Linked DNA regions of Homo sapiens: regions 2, 3 and 4 are each linked to region 1. A link is an interaction called in ENCODE POLR2A ChIA-PET data of the cell type or tissue named here. Cell type or tissue: MCF 10A. All regions are shown on one strand. Each heading gives the region's core, and the rest is flanking DNA. Links, peaks and the distances in the headings are about the cores only.

The links. Peaks named below come from ENCODE experiments on the same cell type or tissue, not always from the same donor. Only the 100,000 strongest peaks of a DNase experiment are listed, where the experiment ranks them.
Region 2: POLR2A ChIA-PET joins it to region 1 with 11 read pairs; 4 of 35 experiments call an interaction of 5 or more read pairs at or near these places.
Region 3: POLR2A ChIA-PET joins it to region 1 with 16 read pairs; 3 of 35 experiments call an interaction of 5 or more read pairs at or near these places.
Region 4: POLR2A ChIA-PET joins it to region 1 with 21 read pairs; 3 of 35 experiments call an interaction of 5 or more read pairs at or near these places.

What each region holds. Positions count from the first base shown.
Region 1 is chr5:108,725,304-108,731,073 of GRCh38, reverse strand. It overlaps LINC01023 (long intergenic non-protein coding RNA 1023), which reads left to right and starts at 2,813. Exons shown (of 1, transcript NR_046368.1): 1 at 2,813-3,249. RefSeq lists enhancers at 2,850-3,149, 2,989-3,570. In MCF 10A, for the core only: no CTCF peak of the experiment used is centred there; DNase peaks (open chromatin) are centred at 2,713 and 3,183.
Region 2 is chr5:108,639,741-108,645,510 of GRCh38, reverse strand. No RefSeq gene overlaps it. Among named protein-coding and RNA genes, the nearest start is that of LINC01023, 86 kb to the left of the region's middle. RefSeq lists an enhancer at 2,889-3,183. In MCF 10A, for the core only: a CTCF peak has its summit at 3,008 (motif pointing left); a DNase peak (open chromatin) is centred at 3,020.
Region 3 is chr5:108,870,258-108,876,027 of GRCh38, reverse strand. It overlaps FER (FER tyrosine kinase), which reads right to left. Exons shown (of 20, transcript NM_005246.4): 7 at 4,526-4,663; 8 at 3,816-3,935. Among named protein-coding and RNA genes, the nearest start is that of FER, 130 kb to the right of the region's middle. In MCF 10A, for the core only: no CTCF peak of the experiment used is centred there; a DNase peak (open chromatin) is centred at 2,637.
Region 4 is chr5:108,653,792-108,659,561 of GRCh38, reverse strand. No RefSeq gene overlaps it. Among named protein-coding and RNA genes, the nearest start is that of LINC01023, 72 kb to the left of the region's middle. In MCF 10A, for the core only: no CTCF peak of the experiment used is centred there; a DNase peak (open chromatin) is centred at 3,281.

The DNA.
Region 1 (5,770 bases), core at 582-4,581:
TTGATTATAAAGAAGCCAAGGCATTCTTTATAAATCCTTTTCCTTGCAGAGTAAGTCTGAGCTTTTGCTGCCTATTTAATAATGATAATCAATGCCCACATTTAGAAACATCTCTTTAGTCCTTAGTCCATCATCAATGGTATGAAATACACAGAAATTACTTTCCTGATTCATAGATTGCATTTAGTCACTAATAATCTTTTGCTTCATCTCTTCTTCCTCAACTCTGGGGGAATGACTCAAAAGGTCCAAAGGGGTCTATGGGCCAGTGTTTCACTTCCTTCTAAACAAATGCCAGCTGGGCTTCTGCTTCTTCACAGGCTTTTGTCAAAGAATGTATCATATGCACTACTGGTTCCTAATAAAAACGAATATATAGTGAGCACTTATTTTATGCTCAGATATATAACAACTGCTTTTACACACACCATCTCATTTAAGTCTTATAAAAAACCTGTGGGGTTGGCACTGGTATTATCCTTATTTACAGATGTAAAAAATGAGGCAGATAGAGGTCAAATCCATGATTCACAGTCTCACAGCTTTTTAGTGTAGGTATCGTAATTTGAATCCAGGTAATCGAATGCAATGGCCACATTCCTTAACCATTATCTATGCTGCCTTGCCAGCTAGGTCTGTTAATTCAGAAGGAGAAGAGTGATTGTGAACATAAGGATGACCAACATCCATGCAAAATGACAAAACAGTAGAGAAGATCAGATCTTTTAAAGTAAAAAATAACTTGCGTGATAGACAAACCCAAGTTTGAAAACTTGCTCCACAACTTTCCAGCTACATGACCTTGAGGAAATTACTTAACTAAGTCTTAGTAATCTAGTTTTAAAACAAGGGCAATGACAGCACCAAGTTCACAAGGTGGTTGTGAGGATTAAATGGCATAATGCATGTAAAATGTCTATCAAGGTGGCTGGCATTTAATAAACACTGTATAAGTGTTGCTTACTGTTATTACTATTTTCAGTATTTTATTCTTCTTGGGCTTCTCAGCTTCAGACACCCTTTTTCTTTCTGTCTTTGTGGTCCAAGTACAGAGCTGTGTTGAACTAGGGTTGAATCTTACAAGCTCCAGGCAACCAGATCTTCACTTTCTTCCTGCAATTCTATTTGCCACCCACTATATCACTACTGATTTAGTGCCAGATTATAGATTTTCATCCACACATTTTAATTTAGAACCTTCCCTTTTATCTGGTTTTCAAGCATATTGTGTTAAAATTCCCAAATGATACCTTCAGAGTTTGCTACAAAGTCCTTATGATAGCTTTTAGAAAACTTAGTTGTTCTTAGGGGAACAATCATTGCTTTCCATTTCGTTACTGAATAGAAAATCTAGAAGAACAATATCAACTTTCAAATGAAATTATATGCCTGGAAGGGGAGTATAGATACAAAAAAAGGAGAGCACCTCATTATCACTCTTTCAAGCTGCTGGAGTGAAACTTGAGTCATTGCAAATTCCAACATCAAAAACTCTCTTGGATATACTAAAGAACATCATTATGCACATAGCGATAAAATGAGGACGTTATTAGAGGGAGCCACTACGAATAAAAGATTGCGAAATCAGATTTCTAAAATGAATAATACAATAAGCTCGTTAATAAGTATTGCGAAATAGCTCTAAAATTTCCAGCTGAAAGTGAATTCCTTGGGGTTTTTCACCAGCCAGGGGCATCAACTTTTTTTTTTTTCTTCTTAAATTACCCATACCTCTTTGCTGGCCCATGCGAGAATTTTCTATCTATAACTGTCTAAACACAAAGCAACATTTGATTTCGGTATTCATATTTATCAGAGTACTCTTCAAAATAAGTGAAATTAGGCTTCTTTTTAAGCTGGGGAACCTGCAAACGGCTTTTGAATGAAGAATAAGCATATGAAGAAGTCATGCTTCACCATTTTGCTGTAATCTTCTAAACTGCCTTCATGACGTAGAAACTTCTAATTGCAGAACATTTAAGAATTATTGCATGTCACCTCAATAAACCTAATCATTGAAGTTTCTTTTTTAGCTGATAGTAGTACATTTGGAAATACACATACCCGTCAGTTCATTTTCTCTGGCCATTTCCGTTTACCTCATACAGGCGTTTCAAGTGCGATCTGTCGCAGTCACATTCAGAGATTTTGGCCCTAAGAACTGCTCATGTTTAATGTTTGTAGTTCCAACGGTTTAACTTTTTTTCTCTCTCTCTTTTTTTTTTGGTGTGTAATTATAAATGTCTGAATTAATTAGTTGAGTAGGCTACAGGGTAGATAATAGAGCTAGTGTTAGATCCTTTTTAAAGGTTTTTAGGTCTCTATGAAGGGGGGGCGGGGAAAGGCAGGCGGGGAGTCCCCACACCCCACACTCTGCCCAAAGGTTAGGAAATTGCGGTCAGGGGTTCCTTGCCTTGGCTTCCACCACCTGAAGGCGTCTACAGCAATAATTAGAATCGAAACCAAGGAAACAAGAAATAGCTGAAAATAAAACACGAACTAAGAAATGGTAGTTTATTTTCTTTTTGCCATGCAGCAAAGGAGGGTCGAATGTAAAGCTGATACAGTTGCTGGCTGAGCTTTTCCCGCGGCAGCCAGTGCGTGCTTCCTCCACTTCTTCGAGACTTCTCCGTGCTCCTGCCCCACCTCCCAGGCTGAAGATTCATGCAGGCCCTGCGCTTAGCCCAGACTCTGGCCAGGCCCGGCCCAGCCCGAAGGTGGGCGGCTCCCGGCGCAGGGCGGCCCAGCCCCAACCACTGAGAGGAGGACCCTCCGGCGTCCTAGAGTGGCCGCAGGCCGCGGCGTCGGGTTGGAAAACCAGGAGAGCATGGAGCTTTTTCGCTGGTCCGGCGCGGTCTCTTGCGTTCCTGTGGCGGGCACCTGACTCCCCATGCCCGAGTACTGTCCTCAGGCGGAACGGCGTCTGCAGCGAGGAGCGGGGTTCCAGCAGGCTCGGCTGACGCGGTCCCTGGCATTTCCCGTGCTGGCCCTGGGTCGCCCTCGATGCTGCTTCCCGCTGGGAGCCTCCTTCTGACGGCGGAAAGGAGCTTCACCTGGGGCGGCCGGCGGGGAACGGAGAAGAATCCACCGGGGAAGTGGACGGGGCTGGCTCCCGGGCCTGGCGCTGCGGCTCTCGGGCCGTCAGACCTCCCGCGGGTTGCGTCACTTTCCTCGGTTTTCTAGACAGCAGTTGTGGGGTTGAATCCTTGCCGTGGTTTTGTAAGAATTAAATGAGATAATGAACGCGAACACCAATCATTGCTCTTTGTTGGGTGCTTCCTGTGGGCCTGGCAATATTAACAACACGAGCTCATTCATGCATTCATTTGCTACTCAGTGACTTTCCTGTCAATACTGCAAGGTGCTGGAGATGAGCCCCCACTCTTTGGTCAGTAAAACTGCCAAGATCACCGACCTTGTGAAGACATTTGAGGATGAGAGGTTGGTTGGAGCCTGGACGTGGAGACAGACTCTAAATAGTTAACTACAAGACACATGTAATTACAACTTTGAGAGCTTATAGCGGGAGGCCCTTTTGGGAAGGGGGTGGAGATGGAGAAGAGGAAGAAAGAAAGGGCTTCCCTGAGGAAGTAATATTGCAGCTGTGACCTGACAGATGAGGCCGAACCAGCTAGACTCGTGTTTCAGGCCTCGGGAATAGCATAAGGACTCCAGCTGGCTCCTTCCGGGTTGAGTCCTTATGCTGAAATTGGTATTTGGCACACACCAGTAGTAGAACGCCACTCAATGCCTTATTCTCTTCCCCTTCTCTCAGCTCTGTCCCCTCCACATAGTAGGACAATGAAACTGGTAACTATTTTTGGTCCGAATAGTCCTTCCATTATTATCTGTTATAGTCCACCATGCAGGTTCTTCCTAACTCCTTTTGATCAAAATAGATATTTTTGAAAATGTGAAGAAAGCAGTATCGTATCTTGTATGGTTTCTCATTGCCTTCTAAGTCAGATATAAACAACGAACTTGCTTGAAATGTTCTCTATCAGACCAAGGACCCATATTTAATTCCAACTTACACTCTGCTACACCCTTTCGCTAAATTCTTTAGTTGATGTTAACTGCATTTGGAACCCTGTATTCAGCGTTGAATTGCACATTCTGAAGCAATTGTGTTCTTACTCAGCACGCTCATTTCTGTATCCCAAGTATCTCCCTGCCTCCAGAACATGTTTACTCTTTAACCACTTCCTGATAATACAGTAGGCTACCATTACTCTAAATAGTTGCAGTTATTGAATATAGGCACATTTTTAAATTATAAGAATCCTATCCCAATCCAAGGTACAATTTGCTGATCGCATACTGATTCATTTTCCTCCCACTCTGGGTCCTTTCATCTGCTGTTCTCCCAGTCCAGATGCCAGCCAGGCATTTGAGAACCATCTGATGGTAACAGGATGGAGGCTGACTCAACTTCACTCCACCACCTGCCTTCCTGCCTTCAGGGAGATTTTGTACATAGCTTATCCTTTAAGTTCTTCTGCTTGTTACTGCTCACAGCACTGTGATTCTACTTTAGGCACCTTCTGTACATTCATATTCATTACTTTTTTTCTCCTCTTTCCTGTTTATGGTTAGAAAGGTGCTTCACCAATCTATTTTAGAACCAAAGAAGAGATCAAATTATAATAACATGAGCATAGTATTATGCTATAGGATACTAGTAAGAAACTCAGTTCCTCCTCTTTGTTCCCATAATATTTTGTGAATATGTCTATGATAGTATTTAATACATTGCATTATGACTTGTTGTTTGTGTCATTCTCCACTTATTAATTAGACTTCTTTGAGGATAGAGATTGAGTTTTTAAATTTGTTTCTTCATTTGTTCTTTTACTTAGCTCAATGCCTGGCAAAAAAACAAATCATTGTTAAATCAGTTTTTAGGTGAAATAGGGATAAGTGGGAGGCTAACTTATCCAGTCTTTGAAAATGCCTAGCGATCCCCTTCAGAATCCTCACACATCATCATCAATCTTCTTACCCTGTAAATAAATATACTTTTCTCACACATTAAAGATATTTGTAAAATAAATTTATTCAGTTTTTTTTTCTATTGCAGTGATATGTGTGTGTATATATGTATATAGTTGTATTTAAACTAAACAGGAGAAAAGGAGCAAGCCTGTGAAGTATTATTTCCGCATTTACCAGCAAGACAATTATCTCAGAAGATTAAAATGTGAGAGATACAACTAGTGTTCAAACCCTGCTCTTTCTGATGCCACAGTCAATGTTCTTTCTTTGGTAGAAACCAAACTGTATTTTTCTTATTGTTCAAGTAATGTAATTAACTATGGAAAAATAAGAAATTACAGATTAACAAAATAAAGCAAAAGTAAGTAAAATTCATCCATGATTTCATCATTCTGAGCTAATAATTGTTAACATTTTTGTGAATACATATACATACACACACATTACATATGCACAGTTGTTTGGGGTTTTTTACAAAAAGGGAATCACACTAATTTTAATCTTTTATAATCTACTTTTTTGCTTAACAATATGTGATAACTCCTTGATTCATTTATTCATTTATTCTAAGGTTTTTCATCCTGGGCACTGTTTACATATCGGGCCAGGTACTTCCTTGTTATGGAGGGTGATAAAAATTCTTTGCTTGACCAAACTTTATTCAGGCTCCTGAACCTTCTCCTAGGCCTGTCTGTATACTTTCTTGTAAAATCAGATTTAGCAACAAACTGTTGAGTCAGTTTAGCAACTGCCCCCCATCACCCGCATCCTTGAT
Region 2 (5,770 bases), core at 956-4,955, 86 kb after region 1:
GAAGTATGAATTAGGAGTTGAAATGTGCATTCAGTTCTGAAAACTCTGTTCTTCAGAACAAGGCTGGAAGGCTGCGCATGGGAGGCACCTGAGTACATAAAAAAGCTGCTCTGTGAATTATTTTAAAAATCTAATTTGCAAAGGCCACTGGCATTGCTTGGGTGCATTTGTGTAAATCAGGCACTCGCTTAAGTCATCTTCAACAGCTAAAGTTATAATTTCCATGCAAAGGCTCAGAATATTAAAACGTTAATTGAAAAAGAGTACTTTGAAAATCCTGTTCACAGAGTTCATTCAGCTGGGCAAGATAGGGTCAGGCCAGTTTTTCATCTGCAGAATAGGCTAAGCCTTTTTGCATGATTTTCCTGGAAAACAAATCCTTCATATGGCAAATGAATGACTCCTTGGTCTGTTTGCTTTATTAAAGGCTATCGTGGTCCTCTTTATTTATTATCCTCTCAGTTTCTGCTAAACTCACAAACTTGAATATAAAATGTCCTGCATTATTTAATCTGCTAGCTATTGTTTATCCCCTCTCTTAAGAAGCCAGGGCTGGCAGACTCAGCTTCTATTACAATGGCTGTAAAGTGTCTGTGGCATCTGTGACAAGGATCATCCTGGCAGGGCAGGGGTCTGCTGCTCTGTGCTCTTCTGCTGCAGGCTGGCAACTTGGGGTAGTGGGCACAGATGCTCCCCAAGCTCTCCCTTCTACCTCCCAACTGCTCCTGCCAAGCCTTAGATCACCTTTACAGAACAGAGGGTAACTCAATGACAGCATCTCACACAAGCTAATCTTTCCTCTGAGGCAGCTGACAAAAGCTGCTGAGAACAGGAGAGTGATTCTGGGTTCCCTCTCTGAAGGTCTTTGCTGATTTCAAGGTCAGGTAGGTAATGCACATGGTATCTTAATTACAGCAGATGCCACATTGTCTGGAATGAAATAGAAAACAGGGATGAAGATAATTCACATGCCTCATCTGGTCCTGATACTTTCCCTACATTATCACATTTTATCCCTCTCACATCTTATGAGAAAAGAAACATTATTTTCCCTCTCCTTATAGGTGAAAAAAATGAAAGCATAGGGATATAAAAGAACCTGCAGGCAGGCATTCTGATAAGCAGTGATTAGTAAGTGCAGAACTTGGGGGGCTAAGCCAGGCCTGCCTAACTTCAGAGCCCAGGGCTTTTCCCTCCACTGATTCTTGCCTTGGAGTTTTCCAGGCCCACTTGGGACCCCAGAATTCTGTGCCTCCCCTACCTGTACTTACATTACTACATTACTTCCAAGTCCTTGCCTGAATGGCAGAACCCAAGGGCTCACCCATAAAGTTACTTCTCTGTCTCTCCCACAGACTGCAGGTCAGTTGGGAGATTTTCATTCTTATCACGCACATCAATTTTTGTCAGTGGTAGGATTAATTTAGCCCATTAAGTACTTTCCCATTAGGCCTGTGGCTCAACTGAGGTGTCAAAATTTGATGTCTTATATTTTATGAATTACACTGATATTCTACTTCTTTGATTCCTTTTCATAGTCTGTGTTATGACCATCTGGACACCTCCTTCTTTTGGAGTTTTGGGATAGCAACAAAGCAAGTACAGAATACTGAACAGATCAATATAGTTAAGCGCATTACCATAATCCACAGACATTAAAACGTCAATACCTCATTCCCCTGACAAAGCTTATATCAACAGAAGGCCCCATGGCACAAGAGATAGATTCATTAGGCTTTCACCTCTGGGAATGGGTTTCAACAAGCTTAGGTCACTTACAAAGATGAGTTTCATGGTCTTAACTTTGCCAAACTTCGTTTATTAGTATTTGGGCTCCAATTATAATCCAATCAAGCCAATAACTTTTCCTTACGAAAGGGACATTCTCCACATGCATCCCATCAAATGCATAATGTCAACATGAGAATTTATTTGAGCTGTGTGTGACCAGTCTCCTGTTCTACTAAAAATACTTGCAAACATTTAGACTGAGAAGCTTTGCATATAACCACATCAGTATGTTAATCCAAGACATGACGAATCATCATTATTTTATTTTTTTTAGAAACAGGGTCTTGTTCTGTTGCTCAGACTGGAGTCCAGTGGCACAATCTTAGCTCACTGCAGCCTCAAACTCCCGGGCTCAAGCAATCCTCTTGGTTCAGCCTACCAAATAGCTGGGACTACAGGCACAAGACACCATACCTGGCTAATTTTTAATAATTTTTTTAGAGATGGAGTCTCACTACGTTGCCTTGATCTTGAATTCCTGGCCTCGAGCCATCCTCCTGCCTCAGCCTCCCAAAGCACTGAGATTACAGCCACCACACCTGGCCTCTTGAAGAATTTTAAAACTCAGTGAGTATTTCTTGGGCACCTACTGTGTGCCTGGCACTGTTCAGGACACTGGAGACATAGTGGTGTGCACAAAAGACTAGGAGTTTATATTGTAGCTGAGGAGACAGATAAGGAAACATGTACATGAAGTCATCTCACGTAACTAACTATAGATGCTGGGAAGAAAACAGACATGATAATGTGATGTGGGGACACACGAGGTAGGGTGGTGAGAGAAGTTTCTGAGGAGTTGGATCCACTGTGTAAAGAAAGTGGCCATGCAGGAAGTTAAGGGAAAGGTGCCCTAGATATAAAGAATAGCAAGTGTGATTGCCTTGAGGTGAGAATGAGTTTGTTTATATAAGGAATAGAAATCAGGCCATGGGGGCCTTAAAGTCAGAGAGGTTGGCAGGAACCAGATCATGCAGAGCCTTCCTGGCTGTGGTAAGAGACTTGGGGAGTCACTGGAGGGTTTAAATGAGAGAAGTGACATTACTATTATTGTTATTTTATTTTATTTTAAATTTTACTACTTACCATTATCATTAATTATGACTCATTTTTTAAAAGTAAAAATTGTTCATGCTATGGCAGGGATTCTCAACAGGGGGTGATTTTTGCCTCCTGGGGACATTTGTCCATGCCTGGAGACAGCTTCAGTTGTCACACTGGGGAGTGCTACTGACATCTAGTGGGCAAAGGCCAAAGATGCTGCTAAACAGCCTACCATGTCTGGACTACCCCCTACAACAAAGAAATAGGCAGCCTAAACTGTCCGTCGTGACGTGCTTGAGAAACCCTGAGCTATGGCAGGGAGAATGGAGAACTGGAGAAGGGGAAAGAGTGGAAGCAGGAGGCTGGAGCAGAAACTCAGAAGAAATGTTGGTTATTTGGACTGGAACGGTAGCAGCAGGGCTGGAGAGAGTGACTCAGGATACATTTTGGAGATAAAGCTGATAGGACCTGTCAGTCAGTTAGCTGTGGAAAGTAAAGGAAAAGGAGTCAAGGGTTACTCTCATATTTTCAGTCGGAGCAACTGGGTAGACAGTAAGGTCATTTACCAAGATGGGGCACAATATGCGAGGAATAGGTTGAGAGGGGAAGATCAAGAATATTGTTTTGGACACATTAAATATGAACTCTGTTAAACTTCCCTGTGGAGATATCAAATAAGGGCTGAATATATGGTTCTGAAACTAAGGGTAAGGGCCAGTTATCAGCAGGTAGATTAGGGGACAAAGTGAGGAAGAAGATCCAGTGGTGGGGACCAGGAGAGGGAGGTTAGGAAACCAGGAAACTACAGTGCCCTGGAAGCCATGGGGGAAAGGATTTGAAGAATGGTGCTGTTATCTGTGTTGAATGTTTCTGAGGAGCCAGTGAGGTAAGAGCAAAAAATAACCCCAGAATTTGGGTGTCCTGGCTGGCTTTCGTCAAGGCAGTCATGACACAGACTATCACAGCTTTGTTGGAGTGGACAGGATTGAGTTCTGATTGAAGTGGGCTTCAGAGAGCAAGGGGGTGTAGGAAATGTAATCAAAGAATATTACTTCTTTCAGTAAATATTGATGAAAAGAGAATCAGAGAAATAAGGCAGTAACAGAATTCCAATTATAGAACAACACAAAAAGTGTTATTTTAAAAAACAGGGTTCTTTTTTTGTAAGTCCCAATTTGTGACATTTACTTATGAAATTAACCAATAGAATTTAAATGAATATTTTCGTGGTGTTGCAGGTGTTGGTAAATAACACATGCATTTCATTCAAATTAGAACTCTGTTTTATAAATGAAATTCCAATAAAATTTTCTAGAACCACTGAAAAACCACTAAAACTTTAGAATGGTAATTTTTGGAAGAATGCATTTGGAAAACCACTATACAAAATTAGCTTTAACAGCAAAATTTCATACATCAATCAGTCAGTAGGGTAATAAACTTATACTCACAATAGGCCTTTCTCTTGGCCCTGAAATTATAGCAAGATTTCAATCCTGTTTTTTTTTTTTAATCCTGTTTTGTTTGTTTGTTTGTTTGTTTGTTTGTTTGTTTTGGAGATGGAGTTTCACTCTTGTTGCCCAGGCTGGAGTGCAATCTTGGCTCACTGCAACCTCTGCCTCCCAGATTCAAGCAATTCTCTTGCCTCAGCCTCCTGAGTAGCTGGGATTACAGGCATGTGCCATCACACCCGGCTAATTTTTGTGTTTTTAGTAGAGACGGGGTTTCTCCATGTTGGTCAGTCTGGTCTGGAACCCTTGACCTCAGGTGATCCGCCCACCTTGGCCTCCCAAAGTGCTGGGATTACAGGCATGAGCCACTGCGCCCAGCCAAGATTTTAATCCTGTTGCTGTCACTTCTTAGCTGTTTGACCTTGAGCAAGTTACTTAACCTCTTGACATGAAAGATTCTCCATTTATAAACCAGTCAAGGTGAGTGTGAAGACTAAATGAAATAATATATGCAAACATGTGTCCGGCATGGGGTCCACATTCTCCTTCTTTCTGGCACCTCCACTTTAGCACTCTCTGACCAAAGTTAGCCTTGCAATGACTCTGTGGAACATGACATACAGCAAAGTTGATCATCATGGGAGGCTCTGGCTCTGGTTTTGTCCTCAGCTCACCTGTGATATCTTTGTACCTCATCTAGCACACATCCAGACCCAGAATGGGCTTTGCAAACAACGGATGCCTATTACCTTGAAGCATCTAAATGATGTAAAACCAAGGAAAGATTTGTTTTTGTGGTTTTTGGATTTTGGTGTATGAGATATTATAGAAAACTAAATATGTAAGCTGTGACAACTTCAATGAGAGAATGCCAGCAAATTTTTAGATTAGGGTTTAGACACAGCCAGGACCATAAAATAGTTACTTTTCCCCAATCTTTCAATCACAAATAGAAGGTTTTTCAAAGGAAGGAAGGTAAAAAAGACCAATAATAATAATAATAATAATAATAATAATAACTCTTGGATTATTTACACTAGTAGAAGTGAAAAAAGTACTTTCAAATTAAAAAAATTTCACTGACCTAATATTGAGATTGTTGAAGAGAAAAGAACTTATTTGTTGATTTGTATTCTCTTTTCAGTAATGGGGACTGCTAAAAGAAATCCATACAGGAGACAAGGAAATTATATTAATGAAATCTTTGTATAATTTAAGCTAAGCAATCATCTCCAGTACACCAAACCACAGGCTTCCTGTACTCATCAGTCCAGACGAATGACATATTCACAAATGTATCATTAGAGTTAGCAAGAGGTTTCTTGTTTTGTTCTTTATTTTTAGACATTGCTAGGGAATATTTATTTCTGTGCAATTCCTAAATTCTGTTAAGTCTTCAACTGATTTAAATGAACAAAAGACATCACTAAGTCATAGCCTAGAATTGGAAGGAAGCTTAAAAAAGCCAGAGGCCCAACTACTCCTCA
Region 3 (5,770 bases), core at 926-4,925, 140 kb before region 1:
TAAATATGTTCTGATTTTAAACTTTAAAAAATGTACTTGAAATCATAAGGCCTGAGACTAGATTTTGTTTTAGAATACAAGACTACACATTTTACGTAATCATGGTATTCAAATATATCTACTACTGATAGGCAATAACACCTTATAATAAAGAGACCTCATTTGAAATCAGAAAACAGAGTCAACAAAATAACTAAATAGGACCTTAATTCTTTACTGCTTTATTAAAATTAATCAAAATTTCTTCTTTTGCAGACAAGTTAATGCTTATATTATTTTAGAATAACCTGCTATCTTTAATTTGTCATACTTAGCCTACTGATGTGTTGATTCAAAACTCCATTTAAGTTTGCAATAGGTCACCATTAGATGACTCATCTGTCCATAATGACAAAAAGCACGAAACAGACACTTAAATATATTCTTCTAATGTTCAAAATTGTATGGACTTTACTTTTTCAACTAATTTGAAAAACTAAAATTACTGAGTCCCAAATTATTCAATTAAATAGTAACTAGATGAGATGAAATATTTGCATATATAATTTTAATAAATAGATGATTAAAAATAAATTAAGCACAAAAACGCTTTCAGCATTTGGCAAAGAAGGTAGATGCAAAAAAAGAGGCAGATGGGAGATAGGTGTTGGTAGGGAAGGAGAGAAATTATATTATATATAATAGATACAAAGAAAGTAACCTCAGATTTAAGCCCGAAAATAATGTAGCATAAATGCATGTGTGATGGGAAGTGCACAGCTTCAGGTGTCCAGTACTAGAAGTTACCTGAAGCTGAGAAATAGCCTTTGACCACATGGTAAGATACCATCCAAAAAATTTTCCTATAAATAGGAGATAATCCTACAAATAATTGAGTTTAACTCTCCTATGTATTTAGACCTTGATAAATATGGCTGATAGATAAATAATGAGATTACGATAAAATGCTTCGTGGTACATATTCAGATAGGTAAAGGTGATAACTTTATCAGGTACATGTCATAGTGTTAGATTTCCATAACAGAGGGGATAAGTTATCTGTCCAGTTTCACAAATATAATTTGCCAAATTATACACCAACTTACATATGTAGCAACATTTTATAAGAGGGCTTATATATCTGTACTTTATACAACACTGGGTATTATCCAATTATTTAATGTTTTCTAATCTGGTAAGTTAAATAGCCTATTTCTTTTTAATTTATATTTAATTGCCAAAGAAGAATATCTTTTCCAAGTACTATTGGTAATTTGTATTTCTTTTTCCAGGAACTAACTGTTCATTTGTTTCTTTCACTTCTATTAGAATAATATTACAACACGAATCTACGACTAAATTAACAATATTAATGCCTTCAGGAAAGAAAAGATGTTTAACTTTAAAGCACTACTAAGTTAAAAAAAAAAAGGAAGAAAGATTTTTCTAAGTCTTATATTACATTAAAAAAATACATACAGTTTTAATGGAATTACCTTATACTTATTTGAAAGTGCCAACAGAGATGCTGAATAACTCTCTGGGAATAAAATTCTTGAAGAAACCCCTAATCTTAAACTCATATCCTGAATACAGACACTGTTAAATGAAATGTAACTAAAGTTTATCTCAGTAAAATGTGAGCAATTAAAACTTCTACCACATTATCAAAGATTTATTACCTTCAATTTATTGCATTTTTGTTTACTGCTTCATCACTATAATTAAGAAACAATGATTTATGAGCATACCTAATTTTGGTCTCATTATACCCTAGAAAGCTATAAAACAAATTCTTCTTTGGTCACAAAATCTCTGATTTTACATAAGCTTATAACAGGTAGCTATTTTTAATTTTACCACACTATATTCCAAAATCTATATACTCACTCTTTCTGGTGTTTATTAAAACATATTAATCAATTTCAGTGTAAAGTCCTTGAAGGCATTAACCCTTACAACCTTAGATATACAGTAAATATATCAGATGAATAAATTAGTAAGTTATTTGGGAGCAATATTATAATAAAAAGAAACAGGAGTAATCTATGTCATATTCCTTCACCAGCAGCACGTGAATTGAGAAATGGAATGTCTCACTGCACAGGAATTGAGAAACTCTGCTATCCATTTTGCACCATACATTCAACTCCATTGTTTAAAGCAGAGTCTCTCAGCCTCAACACTACTGATATTTTCACCAGATAATTCTTTGTTTGGGAGGCTGTCCTGTGCACTGTAGGACGTTTAGCAGCATCTACGGCTAATGTCTTCAGATACTGTCAAATGTCCCCTGGAGTATAAAATCACCCAGGGCAAGGACTACTGGTTTAGAGATGGCTGACATTGTAAATATCAATGGTCAGAAACCTAGTCAAGTGAGACCCCTGTATAGGGCATGAAAAACTTAGGAACAGCTTCAAAAATCCCAATAAGGCTGCTAGGAAAAACTCTGTAATGCAGTGTACTCTCATGCCTCCATTGCTCTCACCAGTAGTCAGTATGCCATAATTACTAAGCCTTCATCTTGTACACATGATTTGCGGACAAATATTTGTTAGTTTCTTCAATCCTATCTAGCCAGCTTTAAAGATTCCAAAACCTGGCTGGGCACAGTGGCTCACGCCTGTAATCCCAGCACTCTGGCAGGCCGAGGTGGGTGAATCACTTGAAGTCAGGAATTTGAGATCAGCCTGGCCAGCAGGGCAAAACCCCATCTCTACAAAAAAAACACAAAAATTAGCCAGGCATGGTGGCACATGCCTGTAATCCAGCTACTCAGGAGGCTGAGGCATGAGAATCATTTGAACTGCGAGGCAGAGGTTGCAGTGAGCCGAGATCGCACCACTGCACTCCAGCCTGGGCCACAAAGTGAGACCTCATCTCAAAATTAAAATGAAATAAAATTAAAAAAACAAAAAAAAAGATTCCAAACCTCTTTCCAAGAGCCAGTCTGCATTTCCTACCTTAGCTAATTACCCGTACCACCACCATGTTACTGAACAATAGAAAGAAGATTGTTTAATTATATTAGGTGGGGACATTTGGCTGAGTCATTTGAGGTAAATTTCCAACAGGTGATATGATATAACATGTCTAACATTGAGGAGCAATGAGTGCATAATCATTTATAGCTGTGGTTCTGGCATAAAGAAAAAATACATGCAATGTTTGTTAATAAATATATTTCCTTGTGTTGCTCCCACACAAAATCAAGAGATAGGTTAAATATTTAGAAGTAGAGCACCTTATGTTTTCTAAATTCAAAAATATACTACTAATTGCTTTTAATGTTTGAAAAGAACTAAAAACACATTGTGATTTCTCAAAATTCCTTTAATATTTTACACAACAAAAACAACAAAGTGAAGAAGGAACTGATTTAACAGCCTATAACAGAAGACATCCCTGCTTCAAGAGAAAATAATTCAATTAAAAGTCAATTTTTTGTACTAAGTGCTCTGACATCAATAAGTCTCTTATCTCTAACAGTAAACAACCTAATTTCCAAAATGGTTCTTCCAATAAATTGTGAGGATGAAATGAGATTTTAATATATATATAAATTTTGAAAAGCATAAAGCATTATTCCAATGTCAAATACTAGCAACAATTGGGCAAATGAATGTAACATCACACAGAACTTTGATATTCGGAATTACCAAAAGTAGTGACGAAAATGAGTAAAATTAACATATTTCTCAAAACATGTCACTCTGACCCCAAAAATTTACTGTTCAATACTTGTAAAAATAATTGATATTTTAAATCTGAGTACAACAATAAAGCAATAATAATACTAGTATTTAAACTGTTGATATTTTGTGAATACTTACATTACTTGCAAACTTTCTGCTGTTAAGTTATTCCACATGATCTCATTTGCCTGAAGATTTTCATTTTCTTCCAGTAAGGAAGTATCAAACTCTATTTCTTGTTCTTTAGCAGCCGTTGTTCTAGTAAAGCATGGCAAATAATTTTGATCATTGTAAATACAGTATCATAATATATCTTCATATACACTAAAGGCAGAATATTTGTTTTTATCCAAAATTATGTTAACAAAGAAAACACAAATAGTATAAATCAAACTAAATCCTGGGTTTCAAAATTGTGTAACTTGAGACTTAGATTCCTTATCTGTAGAATTCAGGCATTAACCTGCTTTATTCCTGTCACAATTGTATTAAGTATAAAATAAGATGCCATGGAAAAGTATTTGGCGCATCATAAAGTGTAATATACATATAAAGTCATGGTTTTATTATATAAGCATAAAAAAAAAATTTCATGGATTAAATATGGATTTAAGCATGGATTAAATATGGATTAACAACTAACAAATTTTTACATATCAAAAACTATACATTATATAGTTATCATCATTGACAAAGAACTTTTAAAATTAAAAGCAGATAAATTAATATGAAATATTCTATGTCTTAATAAGATCTTAAGTATTTCTTATTTTTATCTGTGGTTAACTATTGTATGAATGAAAAATAATACTGTCATAAATCCTTAAAGAGGAATAAACATGTCATACCTGTGAACATCTATGAAATTATTGTATTCTGTACTAGGATCTATCTGTTCAACCGACATTTGAATCTCTTTATGGACATTCACTATTTCCTCTGTGACAAGACTGGTTATCTGGCTGTATTCATCAAATATACCTTTGCTGAAAACAAAAATAAAATTTTGCAGCATTTTAAAGTTTTATCAAGAGAGATACTATCTCAAAAAGGATTCAGAACAATAAGCATAAGAAATGTAATGTTGAAATGTACAGATGGTTGTTTCCTGTACCACCTTATTTCATACCTGGAGAGTAAAGAAGAGGGATTATATAAATGTACAGATTAGCAATTTATATTTGTTATAATACAATAATTACAAATGATATAGAATATGGCATTACCTTTTCAAAAATGTATTTGATATGTCCAAAATGCAGGGCCAGAGTTGATAACTTTCTATGTCTAAATATTCTCGTATAAATTTTGGGTTGAATAACATGGAACTCTGATCAACTCCTGACTCTTTAATGTTCCTTTCCAGTGTCTGTTACTTCCTCACATGCTCTACCTGACTGGTTCTTCCCTGCTCCTCTGGGCCTCTGCTCTTTTTTGTATACTTAGTTGAACTGGTTCTATACCTTGAATGACATCTAAATTTCTTCTCTTGACCTCCAATCAGTAGCAAAAATGTCATCAAAATTATTAGCCTGGTCTAATAAATGCAAAAGGGAAAAAACTATTCTGTCGCAGAGACCAGCTTCCTACTTAAAAATGCTATACTGTAAAAATATGCCATAGGTCACTGTCAACAGCAAGTGTAGACAGACAAGGTTATCCTGCATATGCTGAAATAAATACAAAGCATGGTTTTTCTTTTCCACCATCATTACTTATAAAAAACTAATATGTACAAAAGCTCCCTTATTGTGAAGTATTCTCTCAATTACTTTATTTTAAATAGGAAAATATCATTTGGGTAAAAAAACTGAGATTTAAATTGTTTCAGGCAATGCTAGTTTCAAATAATTAGAGAAATCAACTGGCAGACACAATTTAAAGAAAAGGGGAGGCAGAAAAATTTAATACAGATTTAGTCAGTATCTCTGGGATTATAATCTCATAAGTAAAAGTACTGAATGTTGCTAATGTAAATGAGCCTATCTAAATAACTCTTTTAAAGCAATACAGTAAATAGGTGTAATGTGGAGATCATTAACATTTACCTTTAATACAAATGGGGAGGAAAAATGAAAAACATCTCCTAATAT
Region 4 (5,770 bases), core at 797-4,796, 72 kb after region 1:
CCTTTTTTCTCTCCTTTTCTTTCTTCCTTTTGAAGGTCGCTTTATTGAGATACCTTGTATAAGAGGTATCTCAAAATTAGATTTACAAGCAAACCAGAATCCCACTTAGCAACAGATTTCAACTAGGGTTGGAAATGGAGGAGAGTCCTATGGTATGGAGGAGAGTCCTGTGAGGAGTGAAGTGAGAAATTCAAGAAGGACAGAAAGATTAAATCCTTCTCCAGCTTCAAACTCCTCTCTTGCAAATTAGGCAAGTTAAACACAATTAGGCAAGTTAAACACAAAATATTGCTTTTGCACCATACGTATTTTACTTAATCTTTACAACCGTATGAAGTGGTATGGTCACTTAGCCTTTTTTTAGAAGAGGAAATCAAGGTTTCGAAAAGCTAATAACATGACCACAATCACACAGTGACTCTGCTCCAGAGGAAAGGTCTTAGCCCAGGTCTGGGATGACTTCCTTCACAAGAGCCACCATAATGAATGTGACAATAATGGTGTTGTGGGTGGGGGGTCATGGGGGATGATAATTCACAGAGGAACTATTTTGACAAGTAACTAGAGAATGGAGAATGGAAAGACTTATGCAGACTGGCTAACAAACTCAGAGGATTAGAATATGCATGAGGAATAAAAAGTAAGAAAACGGAAGGAAGAAAAGAAAACTTTCAATTGTTAGGGGAGAGGTCAAGAACGAATCAGTCAGTTATACAAAGAAGTGGTCCAGTACTCTTTCCTTATTTCTGTTATCATCCATAGTGGCCACCTGGGCAAAGCCCACATCCTCGATTTCTCTTTAGTACCTGTAGGGACCCCACATACAATCGCTGGGTGTGAACAGAGAAACCATCCAGACAAGCCACTCTCTGCTCCAGTGGCTCTTGCCCTCATCCTGGCTTTCTGCCTCCTGGAATTACCTTGGTGTTTACTGCTATTATCCTTTTGGATCTGGCTCTGCTTCTGGATTTTATTCCAACTTCATTTCCCAGCTGACTGATGAAAATCTCTACCGAGAGCACCACCTATCCTCAAACTCAGCACTTCCAAGCTAAACCGCTTCACCCCCAGACAACTCCTCCTGACTCTCCCATTTCTCCTGTTAACCGGACTTGAAAACAACAATCATATTTGGTGCCTCATTTTCTCTTCCACAGAATTCAGCCAATAACCAAGTTGATACAAACTTCTAAAATGTCTCCTTAATCCATTGCCCTTCAAATATCAAGGCCACAATTCTAGTTCAGACCCTTATTTTCTTTTCCTTTTTTCTTTTTCTTTTCTTTTCTTTTTTTTTTTTTTTGAGACAGAGTCTCACTCTGTCACCCAGGCTGGAATGCAGTGGTGTGATCATGGCTCACTGCAGCCTCAGCTTCCTGGGCTCCAGTGATCCTCCCACCTCAGTCTCCTGAGTAGCTGGGACTACAGGCTTAGGCTACCAGGCCTAGCTAATTTTTGTACTTTTGGTAGAGATGGAGTTTTGCCATGTTGCCCATGCTGGTCTTGAACTCTTGAGCTTAAGCGATCCACCTGCCTCAGCCTCCCAAAGTGCTAGAATTTCAGGCATGAGCCACCGCACCAGGCTGAGACTCTTATTTTCTTTTTAAAACATTATTACTGAATCATCTTTTCTGTCGCAGGCACTTTCAGTCCCTCTCAACTCTTATCTGTTCTCTACCTTGGGACCAGATCATTCTGGAACTACTCTAATCATGCTGCTTCTTTGCCTAAAATTTTTCAGTGGCTCAAGTGCATTTTCTTCAGATTGGTTTCAGAGCCTGGTGGGGACACCTGGTGTTTTTTCTACCCAACAGGCAGTTATTTATTTGGTAGGGCTTTAAGTTTCTTTACAGGTACCCATTCCTTCATCCCAGTTTGTCTGGCAATGATCCTTCTTCTTGGCTCTAGGAGTGAACACATGACGAATCCTCCTAGACCCAATAATTGGGTCAGGGACAGGCATAAATTAGTTAAGTCAGATAAATGAATCTCTATTCTGAGGCTTTTGTCTGAGCAGTTGAGAAAGAGCAGCTCATTTTCTGTTGAGGCTGCTAGAAGTCACTATGGTAAAAGACAAAAGTAGCTAGGATTACCAACTATAACACAAAGCCAACAGAAAAAAAAGAGGTAAAGTTTATTGAGCAAAGTGAGACTCCCTGGATCCAGCTATGAGTGAAGCCAGAGCACCTCCTTGACTTTGTGCTTTTTGTTTTTGTTTAGAGACAGGATCCTCGCTATATTGCCCAGGCTAGTCTTGAACTCCTGAGCTCAAAGGATCCTCCCGTCTCAGCCTCCTGAGTAGCTGCGATTACAGTCGCATGCCACCAACCCAGCGTTCTTGACTTTCCAGTTAAATAGGCCAATACCTGCCTTTCTGAGCTTAGTTCGATTTTAGTTATGTTGCAGTCACCTTTAGCCTAAAGAATCCTATAGCTTTCTTCTCTTTTTAAACAGCTCTTTCAATCCCTCTGTCATTTGCTAAACCATTCACTCTTGTCTCCAAGCATAATTATTTTATATATCCGTGCTTTTGCTTGTGTTGTTCTTTCTATCTGGGACACATCTGGGAGATGAAGGCATCTCCATTGGCCCAATCTTCTAAGATCTATTTTGGATGTTACTCTCACATACGATGTCTTTTCTGCCCTTCAGCCACATAAAGTCTTATCCCTATTTGAATCCCCCCATACCCTGCTGAGTCTTCTTCATCATTAAATATTTAACATCTTTCACCAGTGGTCCATATTAGATGCTCAGTAAACTAGTGTGAATTGAATCAGAGAAAAGGAAAATGAAGCTAATGCTTGTTGGATTCAGTCGACTTAAGGTTCTGAGGAAAATAACAGGAAATAGCTGATTATCCTTTCTATATCATACCTAGCTTTCATTTCTTCCAGTAGACAGGTAGACATTTTTACTGCTACTTCTTTAATCACATATGATGCTGTAAACTATAATTTTGCAGAATAAAAGCACTTTCATTTGAACCCATGGAACATAGCAGTAAGTCTGGTTATAGGAAGATATTTTATTTACTTTAACATTGGTTGCTTCTCTTTGTACATAAACTTTATTGTTTTTGTTGCTCTTATTGCTGTTTTGGTGTTGTTTTTTCCAAAGTCAATTTTGTAGATTTGTTTTACTAGCAATTTCAGTATTTCCGAGGCTGCTATATATTGCTTTCTTCTTTGGAATATTGCAAAATTCTTTGAGTCTTGTTCAAGTTTTAATGTGACATTATTTGAAAGGAATGTTTAGTTGTATTCAGTGTTTACGTAACACCTGCCGGTTTATTCTCTGAGTAATTTACAGCTCCTCTAGGGAATAGGAAAGTAACCACAAGGTAATCTGGCAGAAGAGGGGTTCTTTCTATAAATGCCAACCTGAGTGGTTAAACATGAAAAATTCGATCAAACAACTTGAGCTCTTGTCTATGTGATGCCAAAGACACACTTTTTACCCCCGAGTTAAAATAGTTACTTTGATATCACATAAACACAACTCATGGAATCAACATTGAATTTAAAAGGCATTGTAGGACTGAGATCCAGACCCTTTCCCCCTTGCTGCCACAGGCTGCATATACTTGAAGGGCTGCTTTATAGTGCAGCAGAAAAAAAATCTAGGAGTTTATGTTTGTCTTAGTAAGTGGCTTAGAAAAGGAACTAGAGATAGTTTATGCTTTTTCCCATATTCAGCTCAAATACCATTGAGAATTTTTTTTTCCAGATCTGAAGGGTGGGGGAACTTGTAGGTTTGGATTTTATATGTACATGTATGTGAGTTTCTGAATCAAGGTATTTCTGTTTCCACATGCTTTTTTAGCTGGCTTTATAAGTAATACTTACACTGTTTCTACCTGATTTTTCAAGTAATACATATTCACTTACAAAAAAAAAAAAAGACTACAAGCCGGCTACGTTGGCTCATGCCTGTAATCCCAGCACTTTGGGAGGCCAAGGCAGGAGGATTGCTTGAAGCCAGGAGTTTGAGACCAGCCCGGGTAACAAAGGAAGACCCTACCCCCAACCTGTCTCTACAAAAAAAAAAATTAATTAGTTAAAAATATGCATGTTGTAGCATCTATCAGTACTTCATTTCTTTTAAAAAAGACTACAATAAAATATTATTTTATAGCCACTTTATTAATTAAATTAAGAGATTTGGCATTCCAAGTACTGGAGAGGATATAAATCAACAGCATCTTTTATATGTCAAGAGTTTAATTGGTTTAACTACACTGAAAAATAATTTGGTATTATGTTGAAGAGTTGAGAATTCATAAACCTATGGCACAACAATTGTACTCCTTAGACTATGCCCAAAGGAACACGTACCAGGAATTATATACAAGAATGTTTACAGCAACCCTGTAACAGCAATAAGTAAACCAACCAACCAACAAAAACTGGAAACAATCGAAATGCCCAGCGACTAGGAAATGTATAAATTAACCATTGAATAATTAAGCATCAGTGAAAATGAGTGAGTTATAACTACATGCAACAGGCTGTATTAATCCAAGTAACATACTGCTGAATAAGAAAAGCAAGTCTCAGAAGACTGCATACAACATGATGTCCTTTAGTAAAGTTCAAAAGCAATGTGTACTAAACAACATTTCATTTCAGCATACACACATATAATAAAAAAGAAAAGTAAGAGAATGATAAACCCCAATTTAGGAAAATGATTATTTATGGCAGGAAAGCAAAAGCATGCAATAGGGAAGAGTATATGGGAGGGTTGAATCATTGTTATTGTTCTAATTATTGGATTATGTGGTAATTTGTGGGTGTTTGTTATGTTACCAAGAAATAAAATGAGACCATGCTATGAATGGGCCAAGGATGGTAGCATGCCATTAACCAAGAATGAAGATGAATCCAATTCTGTGTACCTGAAGTCCAGAGTTTAAAAATAAAGGACAGTAATTGTATACAAGCATAATAAGAAAAATCCATATTACCTGAAAGTACTTTTCTCAGTTTTAGGTAAACAGGAACCAGCTTCCTTATCTCTTCTTGGACTGCCATTCTTAGTAGGACTTCCACTCTCAGGAAGGCTAAAGCCAAAGGCGCATGCTGACCGAGGCTATGCTCTTTTAAAAGGATCCTCAAAGTCCCATTTAGCTTCTATGAGGCTTTTTAAAATCTCTGCCTTTATTAATCCTGCTGGTTCCCACCAACTTCTCTCTATTCCCTTCTCTCTTTCACATTGCTTCTGTTTATTATCTCTCATTGCTTCTGATTATTCATGACCTCAGTATCTTACCTTCTCTGTTATTTGGCTTTGTTCCCAAAACAAATGATTCATTCCAATGCCTTACATTGAGAACTCCTTGGGAGAGATCTATTTGGGAAAAGCTCATATATCAACAACCTAAAATGTCTCTAACCAGTAGATCGATTGCCTGCCCTGATTCATTCACTTGGGACCACAGGTAACAGCAAGGCAACTTTTGGGAAAATCTCATTTGAGAAGGGCTGTGGGCATGCTGGACATTCCCAAACGTGGCCCATCCAGGACAAGCCAGCTCATAATGTACAGCAACATAGGCAGGAAGAGCATAAAGTGATTAGGAAGAGGGAGGATTTCTATCTCCTTATGGTTTCAGGGAACATTAGCAACTCATTTTAGACTAATGTGTAAAGGATTCTTGGAGGAGGTTTTTTTGTGTTTTGTTTTTTAAAGGAAAAGGAAGGAATTTCACATTGACTTGGGAAAGCCTTAAACAAAGAATTGAGGAGAAAGGAATGAGCCTGCAATG